Linked DNA regions of Homo sapiens: region 1 is linked to region 2. A link is a loop called in an ENCODE intact Hi-C map of the cell type or tissue named here. Cell type or tissue: gastrocnemius medialis. All regions are shown on one strand. Each heading gives the region's core, and the rest is flanking DNA. Links, peaks and the distances in the headings are about the cores only. Region 1 has its middle 33 kb from the start of MNX1-AS1. Region 2 has its middle 14 kb from the start of MNX1-AS2.

What was found. A loop is a pair of places that touch in the nucleus more often than their neighbours do. Peaks named below come from ENCODE experiments on the same cell type or tissue, not always from the same donor. Only the 100,000 strongest peaks of a DNase experiment are listed, where the experiment ranks them.
Region 1: a loop joins it to region 2, with 8 times the contacts of the local background. A loop is called at or near these places in 2 of 110 quality-filtered maps.

What each region holds. Positions count from the first base shown.
Region 1 is chr7:157,041,913-157,046,299 of GRCh38, reverse strand. No RefSeq gene overlaps it. Among named protein-coding and RNA genes, the nearest start is that of MNX1-AS1, 33 kb to the right of the region's middle. RefSeq lists an enhancer at 393-893. In gastrocnemius medialis, for the core only: no CTCF peak of the experiment used is centred there; a DNase peak (open chromatin) is centred at 2,309; H3K27me3 peaks cover 472 bases.
Region 2 is chr7:156,990,601-156,994,987 of GRCh38, reverse strand. No RefSeq gene overlaps it. Among named protein-coding and RNA genes, the nearest start is that of MNX1-AS2, 14 kb to the left of the region's middle. In gastrocnemius medialis, for the core only: no CTCF peak of the experiment used is centred there; no DNase peak of the experiment used is centred there; H3K27me3 peaks cover 1,608 bases.

The DNA of each region.
Region 1 (4,387 bases), core at 143-4,142, 51 kb before region 2:
CCTTTGGAGACTCATTCATCAATCAATCAATCAATCAATCAATAAACATTCATTGAGCATCGGAACTGAAATACCATTGGTTGCTTTGGCTTCCCGCCACACCCTTCCCCGGCCCCAGCCCCTGCCTTTCTCCTTGCCATTTTTTCTATTCTAAATTCCTTCCACAGCTGATCACACCAAGGATGAAAGCATAACCCACGGAGCATCAGCCCAAGTTACTCCTTCTCTGTCTTGGTACCTTGAACTAAGAGCTCAGGAGTCAACAGATGACGGTTCATGCTGGAATGAAAGGCCAAGCAGAGCCGAACCAGAGTCTGTGCTGAGGCAAGCTGAAGGCCTGTGTGCATGTGTGCACACGTGTGTGCATGCGTGGGGCATGGGCATGCACAGGTGTATATGCACAGACCATGTGCCCCCATGAAACAGGGAGAAGCCGTGTCTTTGACAGCCCAAGGTGTCTAAGACACATGTGGCCTGGTTTGGCTTCTGCCTTGAGTGTCTGTGGGGTGAACTGGGTATCCTCCAGCATGCCCCATGCCACCCAGGCAAGGCCGAGTGGGTTTCTATTCCTTGTAACCACACAACCCCTGATGAAGACAGATGCCAACCCTGTGCCGGGCACAGCAGCAGCACTAGGCACTGGAGTCATGGGTGGGGATGACACCCGGAAGGTGGGTCCCGTAGCCCCTCCATGAGTGAGAGGCAGTTGTGCTCCCTGACAGGCTGCCGGATCACAGAACAGATACAAGGAGTGGAAGGGCCAGAGAGTTCCTCCGGCTCAGGCCCTTCGTGAACAGATGGGGACACGGGGAGCCACGGCGGTGAATGACAGGCCTGGAGTCACGCTGCGGGCGTGCCTGCGGAAAGCTGAGCCTGGAGGCAGTTCTCCAGTTCCTCAGGTCCTTTCTGCCTTGCCAGGCTTCTGCCAGGGTGGGAGTCTGCCCCTAGCCTGCTGGTGAGGGGCAGACACCGTGGCATAGAGGCTGTGCCCCCTGCTTGACGTGCCTCCACCCTCCACCCAAGGGCCACCTCAAGGTCTGCCCAGCAGATAGGGAGACTCGGATCCTTCGTTGCCACTTCCCGTGTGCACAGACACCTCTGGGACTCCAGGGCAGCATTGCCGCGTGTCTGAACACCCGCCGACAGGTATTAATCAACTGAGTGTGGTGATAAACTGCTCCGTCTGACAGGCATCGGCTCCAACACCGCTGGTTTACAGCTCACCGCCAAGGCCACGGTTGAAGGGGGTTTCTAAGACCGGGAGAAAAGCAGTGGGGTGTGAGCACGTCACAGAGAAAGCATGGATTTCCATCGGCATCAGCCGTTCCAGTCCTTGGCCAACTCACCTGAGCATGGGGTGTCAGGCAGGAAATGGGGCTGGGGGAATTTGGCTCAGCTCGTACTTCTGAATTCGACCCTGTGTCTGAGAGGCAAGAAGGCCTTGGAGACGCTGCTTCTGCATTGAGAAGCTTCCACTTTCCAAAGAGATCATGTGTGTTATGGGTGGGATTATGTCCCCTAAAACTCACACATCAGAGCCTAAGCCCCAATACCCGTAAGGGTAGCCTCATGTGGATATACGGTGTTTGCAGATGTAATCAAGGTAGGATGAGGTCTCTAGGATGGGCCCTAATCCCGAGTGCCTGTGTCCTTATGAAAGGGGGAGATTAGACAGAGACAGACCGCACACGGGGAGAGGCCAGGTGAGCACGCAGGAAGAGGTGGGGTGATGCTTCCAGAAGCCAGGGCCACCAGAGACTGCCAGCAACCTCCAGAAGCTGGAGGGCGGCCTGGGACAGACTCCCCCTCAGCCTCAGAAAGAACCAGCCCTGCCGGCGCCTCGGCCTGGTCTCCCAGTCTCTGAGCTGGGAGCTGACACATTTGACACATTTCCGTTGTTCAAGCCCCGGGATTGTGCTACTTTGTTACGGTGGTCCTGGGAAAGTAATAATACACCGTGTGCAGCAAGTCACTACGCAGCAGGGCTCCAGGACCCCATGAGTCATACTGTCAACGCAGGGTCCATAAATAGAAGTCATGTGGAGAATTTTCATCTGAACCATTCATTTAATTAAAAGGAAAAAAAGACAAGCTCGTCGGACAACTGGTTTAGCGGATCTTCTTCCCCTCTTCCATCAGCAGTTTGCCTCCCTTTTCTTTCGGTTCCGTGGTTCTGGTGACCAAGGGAGGCTGTGGGTGGAGGCCTGCCACCATCTCGCCGGGTCTGAGCTCGGCAGCCACTTCGAGCAAACGTCTGCATCTGTGACCTAATTCAGAACCCCAGTGGGGCCAGAGATGCGTGCACAGGGCTCCATTAGGAAAGAAAGCTGCTTGCGCCACAGCTGACTAATGCTTCTTTTGGGGCCAGGAAACTGTCTCCAGCGAGGAAATATATTATTCTATAATTTCCCTAAAATATTAAAAGTGGAATTCTGCTTGGAGAGGACCAGCTTGCACTGATTCACACCAACCTGGGGACGACAAGCCTGGAGGGCTTTGGAAGTTACACCAAGCCTTTCACATCCGAAGTGCTGTTTTGGGAAAATGTGGACTTCTGTTGAGCCCAGACAGAGGTGCCTGCTGAGAATATTCAGCCTCAAAGAGCAACGACTTTAACTCTGCAAGGAGTCAGACACCGTGGGGAAGGCAGCTGTGCGGTCGGGAGAAAGAACGATGGTCACTTCAAACCCAGCTGACTGGGAGGCTGAGGCAGGAGGATCACAAGGTCAGGAGTTCAAGACCAGCCTGGCCAACATAGGGAAACCCCGTCTGTACTAAAAATACAAAAAATTAGCCAGGCATGGTGGCAGGTGCCTGTAATCCCAGCTACTCAGGAGGCTGAGGCAGGAGAATCGCCTGAACCCAGGAGGCGGAGGTTGCAGTGAGCCGAGATCACACCACTGCACTTCAGCCTGGGTGACAGAGTGAGATTCCATCTCAAAAACCAACCACCAGCTGAAATGGGAAGAACAGTGTGGGTCTCAGCCTGAGAATTCAAGGGAACGTTTAATTTATCTCCAGCAAGTTTGTTAATCTGGATTTTAGAGACCCTCCAAGAGGTCAGTGGATAAAATTTAGAAGTCCGTGAACCTGAGTGAGAAATAATTATATCTTTATTTTCACTAATTTCCAACTAAAATCTCACATGCCCTTCAATAATGAACGTGAACTACAAAGCACAGTTGTATTAGTTCATCCTGTGGCTCTGTCACCAGCAGAAAGCACAGATATTTTTACTATCACACTAGTGCAGACATCTCCATATGCCTCACATTTTCACAGAGATCTTAGATTGTTTACACACGTCATTCCTTCAAAATAGCCAGGGTTAGACCCTCCGAGAGATCTGGTCATTTCGTGCGTTAACAGAGAGGTGTACACGGTGCTCTTTCACACATTTGTTTAAATGTTTTGATAAGTATATTCCAGTATAGTGTTCTCCTTCTTAAGCCTACGTATTTTGCATTATTCACTGAAACACTTTCTTCTGAGAAGCTACCCCTGGGTTCCACCAAATAGCTCAGCAATGGAAGGCACCTTGGGAGCCCCTGACCTAGGGCTGGGACTGGAGTCAGATTCCAACAAGGAGAGTAGAAGGCACTGTGAGTGCAGTCATATACCATGTAACTGCGGTCACCTCGAGACCACATAGACAACAGCGGTCCTGTAAGAATCTTTTTTTTTTTTTTTTTTCTTTGAGATGGAGGCTCACTCTGTGGCCCAGGTTGGAGTGCAGTGGCACAATCTCGGCTCACTGCAACCTCCAACTCCCAGGCTCAAGCGATTCTCCTGCCTCGGCCTCCCGAGTAGCTGGGATTACAGGCACCCGCCACCACGCCCAGCTATTTTTGTATTTTTAGTAGAGACAGGGTTTTACCATGTTGGCCAGGCTGGTCTTGAACTCCTGACCTCAAGTGATCCATCTGCCTCAGCCTCCCAAAGTGCTGGGATTACAGGCGTGAGCCACCGCGCCTGGCCATCATCCCGTAAGTTTCTAATGCCATATTTTCACTGTGCCTTTTCTATGCTCGACGTGTTTGGATATGCAAATCCTTACCATTGTGTGACAACTGCCTACATTACTCATTCTCAGACTCTGGAACAGCTGGAGCCACAGGGGGTGCACGACCCAGCAGCCAGGGACGCCCACTGAGTCACCAAGACTCAAAACGCCTGGTGTCACCCTTCTTTCTGTTTCCCGTCTTTCACCTGTACCTTCGTTATCAGGATCCAGCCAGAAGCCAGCGGTCTGCGGAGCTGCAGGGTCAGCCAGCTGGGGCCCCAGCAGAGCAGGGGAAGGTGAGGCCAGGGCCCCAGGCAATGACCAGGGTGTGGGATCCTGCAGTGCTCGCCTGCCCAAGCACAGCCATTGGTGTCCTGGGTATCT
Region 2 (4,387 bases), core at 228-4,227:
GTCTGACTCTATCGCCCAGGCTGGAGTACAGTGATGCGATGACGACTCACTGCAGCCTCAACCTCCCAGGCTCAAGCAATCCTCCTGCCTCAGCCTCCCGATTAGCTGGGACTACAGATGCATGCCACCATGCCCGGCTAATTTTTTTGCATTTTTTGTAGAGATGGGGTTTTGCTATGTTGCCCAGGCTGGTCTCAAACGCCTAAGCTCAAGCGATCCGCCCGCCTTGGCCTCCCAAAGTGCTGGGACTGCAGGCGTGAGCCACTGTGCCTGGCCAGTTTTTGGTTCTTTTTTTAACTCCCCACAGTATCCAGTGTAGAGATGGCACTGTGCCAGCCCTCCTTCCAAAGAGGCCCCCTGGCCAGAGATTTCACTTTGAAAATAAAGCCAATGCATCAATGCATCAAAACACAAGCAAGTCCTTTGATACATTTAAAGCCAGAAACACAGCCAGGCACGGTGGATCACACCGGTAATCCCAGAACTTTGGAAGGCCAAGGCGGGTGGATCACCTAAAGTCAGGAGTTCAAGACCAGCTTGGCTAACATGGTGAAACCCCATCTCTACTGAAAATACAGAAAATTAGCCAGGCATGGTGGTGCATGCCTGTAGTCCCAGCTACTTGGGAGGCTGAGGCAGGAGAATCGCTTGAACCTGGGAGGCGGAGGTTGCAGTGAGCCAAGATTGCGCCATTGCACTCCAGCCTGGGCAACAAGAGCGAAACTCGGTCTCAACAAACAAATAAATAAAAACCAGAAACACGGGCCAATTTCATCTCGCAGAAATCTTTCCCTTTGTTTTCACAGGTAAAGAAGGCACAGACACCCTCACCTCCTGCACTCTAGGCAGCTTCCAGAATTGACTAAAAATATCCCGAGAGCTTTCCAGGAAGCCGCAGGGAGCCCTCGACCTGTTTGAATCTCTGGCTGCCGGTGGATTGGCGGGTCACTCCCATGTCCCAGCTCCCGCCTGCAGGTGCCTCCAGAGATGCTGCCCTTCCGTGGCACCCCCAGGGCCCCACACCTCAAGATTTCCACGGCCTTCTCCCTTCTATCTTTGTACAACAAAGTAATTTGCTTTTAATGACCGCCGGTGTTTTCCTTCCCAGTTCTATTTGAGCAGATAATGTATCTGAGGCCTCCGCAACAGGGTTAAACCACTGTGACCCTCATAATCAGAGCACAGAAACAAATTCTATTTACTCATAAATGTGGCTGTGTCTCCAGTGTGCAGCTGCCTCCTAATCACAGATGCTGTGATAATATTTTGCTTTTATCAGACCTCTCACTCACGGGTGACAAAGTGCTTTATTATCCCATTAGGCACGGAGCGCCTCAGCTTGGCAAGGTGTTCCCACTGCGACTTCAATGGCACTTTGGGCTCCAGGCCCTGGGAAGCTCTCCGGGGTGGCAGGCTTGAGGGCACAGAGCTCCTGCCATCCGTGTGCAGAGTCGCTTCCCTCAAAGCCCCCAAGGCCGTAGGAACCAGAGGACATCGATTTGAGGGAAGCAGGGAAGGAAGGGAGCAGCTCCCAGGCGCTCCCCCGTGTCCTGGCCCGACTCCCGGACCTCCTTGAGTCCTGACCACGTGCACAGCCTGCAGCCGCCAGGGCCCAGCTCCCGCCATACCCGGACCCCCTGCTTTGGCCGTGGAATCTGCTTGGGCAGACAGAGCTCATCCGCCGCTGCCTCTCTCCTGACTCCTCAGCCCCAGTGGCTGTTTCTGCTGCTCCAGGTGCTTCCCAAGCACTCAGCTAGGAAGCTAGCGGGTCCTGGAGGCTGCAGCACCCGCCTGTCTCCGCGTGAAGATGGGGGTCCCTGCAGGTCTGGGGGCAGAACAGCTGCTCCAGCTGCCCCTAGGGAGCTGCGGCAACTCAGATTCGTCCAGGCCCTGACTCGGGGCCTGCAGAGGGGAACCCTGGAGTGAAAGACGGCAAAGTGAAAATCCCGCTCTCTCCTGGTGCCTTGCCCGTGATGCCTCAGAGTTCTGAGGAAGACCAGACCCATCCAGAACCTTCTGGGGGAACAGCCCTCTGCCCGTCCGTGTGAGCTATATTTATTTATTTGTTTATTTATTTATTTATTTAGACAGAGTCTCACTCTGTTGCCCAGGCTGGAGTGCAGTGGGGCATGATCTCGGCTCACTGCAGCATCCGCCTCCCAGATTCAAGCGATTCTCCTGCCTCAGCCTCCCGAGTAGCTGGGATTACAGGCACCTGCCACCACGCCCAGCTAATTTTTGTATTTTTAGTAGAGACGGGATTTCACCATGTTGGCCAGGCTGGTCTCGAACTCCTGACCTCAAGTTATCCGCCTGCCTTGGCCTCCCAAAGTGTTGGGATTATAGGCGTGAGCCACCGCACCCAGCCCTCATGTGAACTATTTTAACAGTGTCAACTGTTAAAATAAAAGGAAAAAAGGAACACTCATTCCTTCACACACACAGGGGTGGAGGCACAGTTCCGGAAGTGCATCTTGTGTGATATACCCGCTGTCTCTGAGCTCTGTGTTGAGTGCTCTGTGGGTGCGGCAGGACACCTGGGCCAGTGCAGCACGTCCCCGCAAGCTCCCCAGCCTACACTCCGCTGCCTAGGTGTGAGGCTCGAACACCTCCAAAACTTGATTTATCAGTGTTATTTCCACCATTGCTAAAGTAGGAAACCAGACTCCGTCGGCCCTGTTAAGTCTGATTCAGAAAACAGAGGGCCTTTAAAACCCTTTGTCCCTTGAAGTCAGAAAGGGCGAGAATACTGGCGATCTGAGGGTTGCTCCAGCTGGCTTGGGACCGGACTGACTTGCATTTCCTTCACTAATCAGAATTTTGAAGGCAAGGATAAAATAAATCTCAGATAATCACCTTGCATTTCTGATGAGTTAAATGAGTGTGTTTTACGCCCCGGTTGTATGAGCTTGCTTTTCCACACGCGGTGAGTGCCGGACAAAGACTTCCCGGGAGGTCTAGGTTTGTTGTGCTTTGTTTTTGCATCCTGTCTGATAATTAGGCCTTTGCACACATCTGTTTGGGATTGAGTCTTCCTAGGAAATCAGGGATTTGGCCAAGGCTGGGCAAAATTAAGCAATAATAATAGTAGTAATAGTAATAGAAACAGTAACAGCCTCTGTTTGATGGAGGGTGGCTGTCAGGTGCCTGCCGTGCGGTGCTGGGCTCCGAGATGTTAGGCTGGTCCTCAGAGCCTTGGGTCTTGTCTTGTACTTTGCAAGCTTTGCTTGACTTTCCATTTCAATTTTTTTTTTTTTTTTTTTTAGAATAAAGACACAGGGTCTCACTCTGTTGCCCAGACAGGAATGCAGTCATGTGATCATAGCTCCCTTGCAGCCTCGAACTCCTGGGCTCCAGGGATCCTCCATCTCAGCCTCCTGAGCCTCTGGGACCACAGTTGCATGCCACCATGTCTGGCTAATATTTTTAATTTTTGTGTAGATGCGGGGCGGGTCTCACTTTGCTGCCCAGGCTGATCTCAATCTCCTAGTTTTAAGCACTCCTCCCACCCCAGCCTCCCAAAGTGCTGGGATTCCAGGCATGAGCCACCGTGCCCGGCCAATAAAAAAGAAGCTTGCTTTACTTTCAATGAGGATAGTTCTCCTGGAGACAGCACAGATGTCCTGGATCATCCATCAGCTTTTAAGAATTACAAAATATGTAATCCCAGCACTTTGGGAGGCCGAGACAGGTGGATCACGAGGTCAAGAGATCGAGACCATCCTGGCCAACATGGTGAAACCCCCATCTCTACTAAAAATACAAAAATTAGCTGGGTGTGGTGGTGCGTGCCCGTTAGTCCCAGCTACTCAGGAGGCTGAGGCAGGAGGAGAATCACTTGAACCCAGGAGGCAGAGGTTGCAGTGAGCTGAGATCGCTCCACTGAACTCCAGCCTGGCGACAGAGCAAGACTCTGTCTCAAAAAAAAAAAAAAGAATGACAAAATCGATATTAATGTGGATGTTTGCAACAATATTCACGGCAGAATGGGGAATGAAAAGAAGAATGGATTCAGAGACCCTCCTATGTGCACTTCCATGGGAAGAGACCCAGTCTGCTCAATAAACAGGCACCCGCTCTGTCTCGATGAGAACCAACCCAATGATAGACACAGTCCTACGTCCTTTCAGGGACACAAAACCCGTCATACGTCATAAAATCCCAGGATCGGAGAGCTAGAAGTGCACTTATTCTTATCAATGTGAGGTTGCTGGCAAACCGAGCGGGACTCCTGCCCTCTAACCAAGTTGAAAATATGGGAGAAAAGGAAAAGCTGATGACAGAGACAGGCGCTGTGACTTGGTCGCGGCACCAGCCGGACCCTGTTGGTGTGACCCTGAGGCCCTGAGGCGTCACCAGTGCAGTGTCTCCTATCTCAGCACTTGTC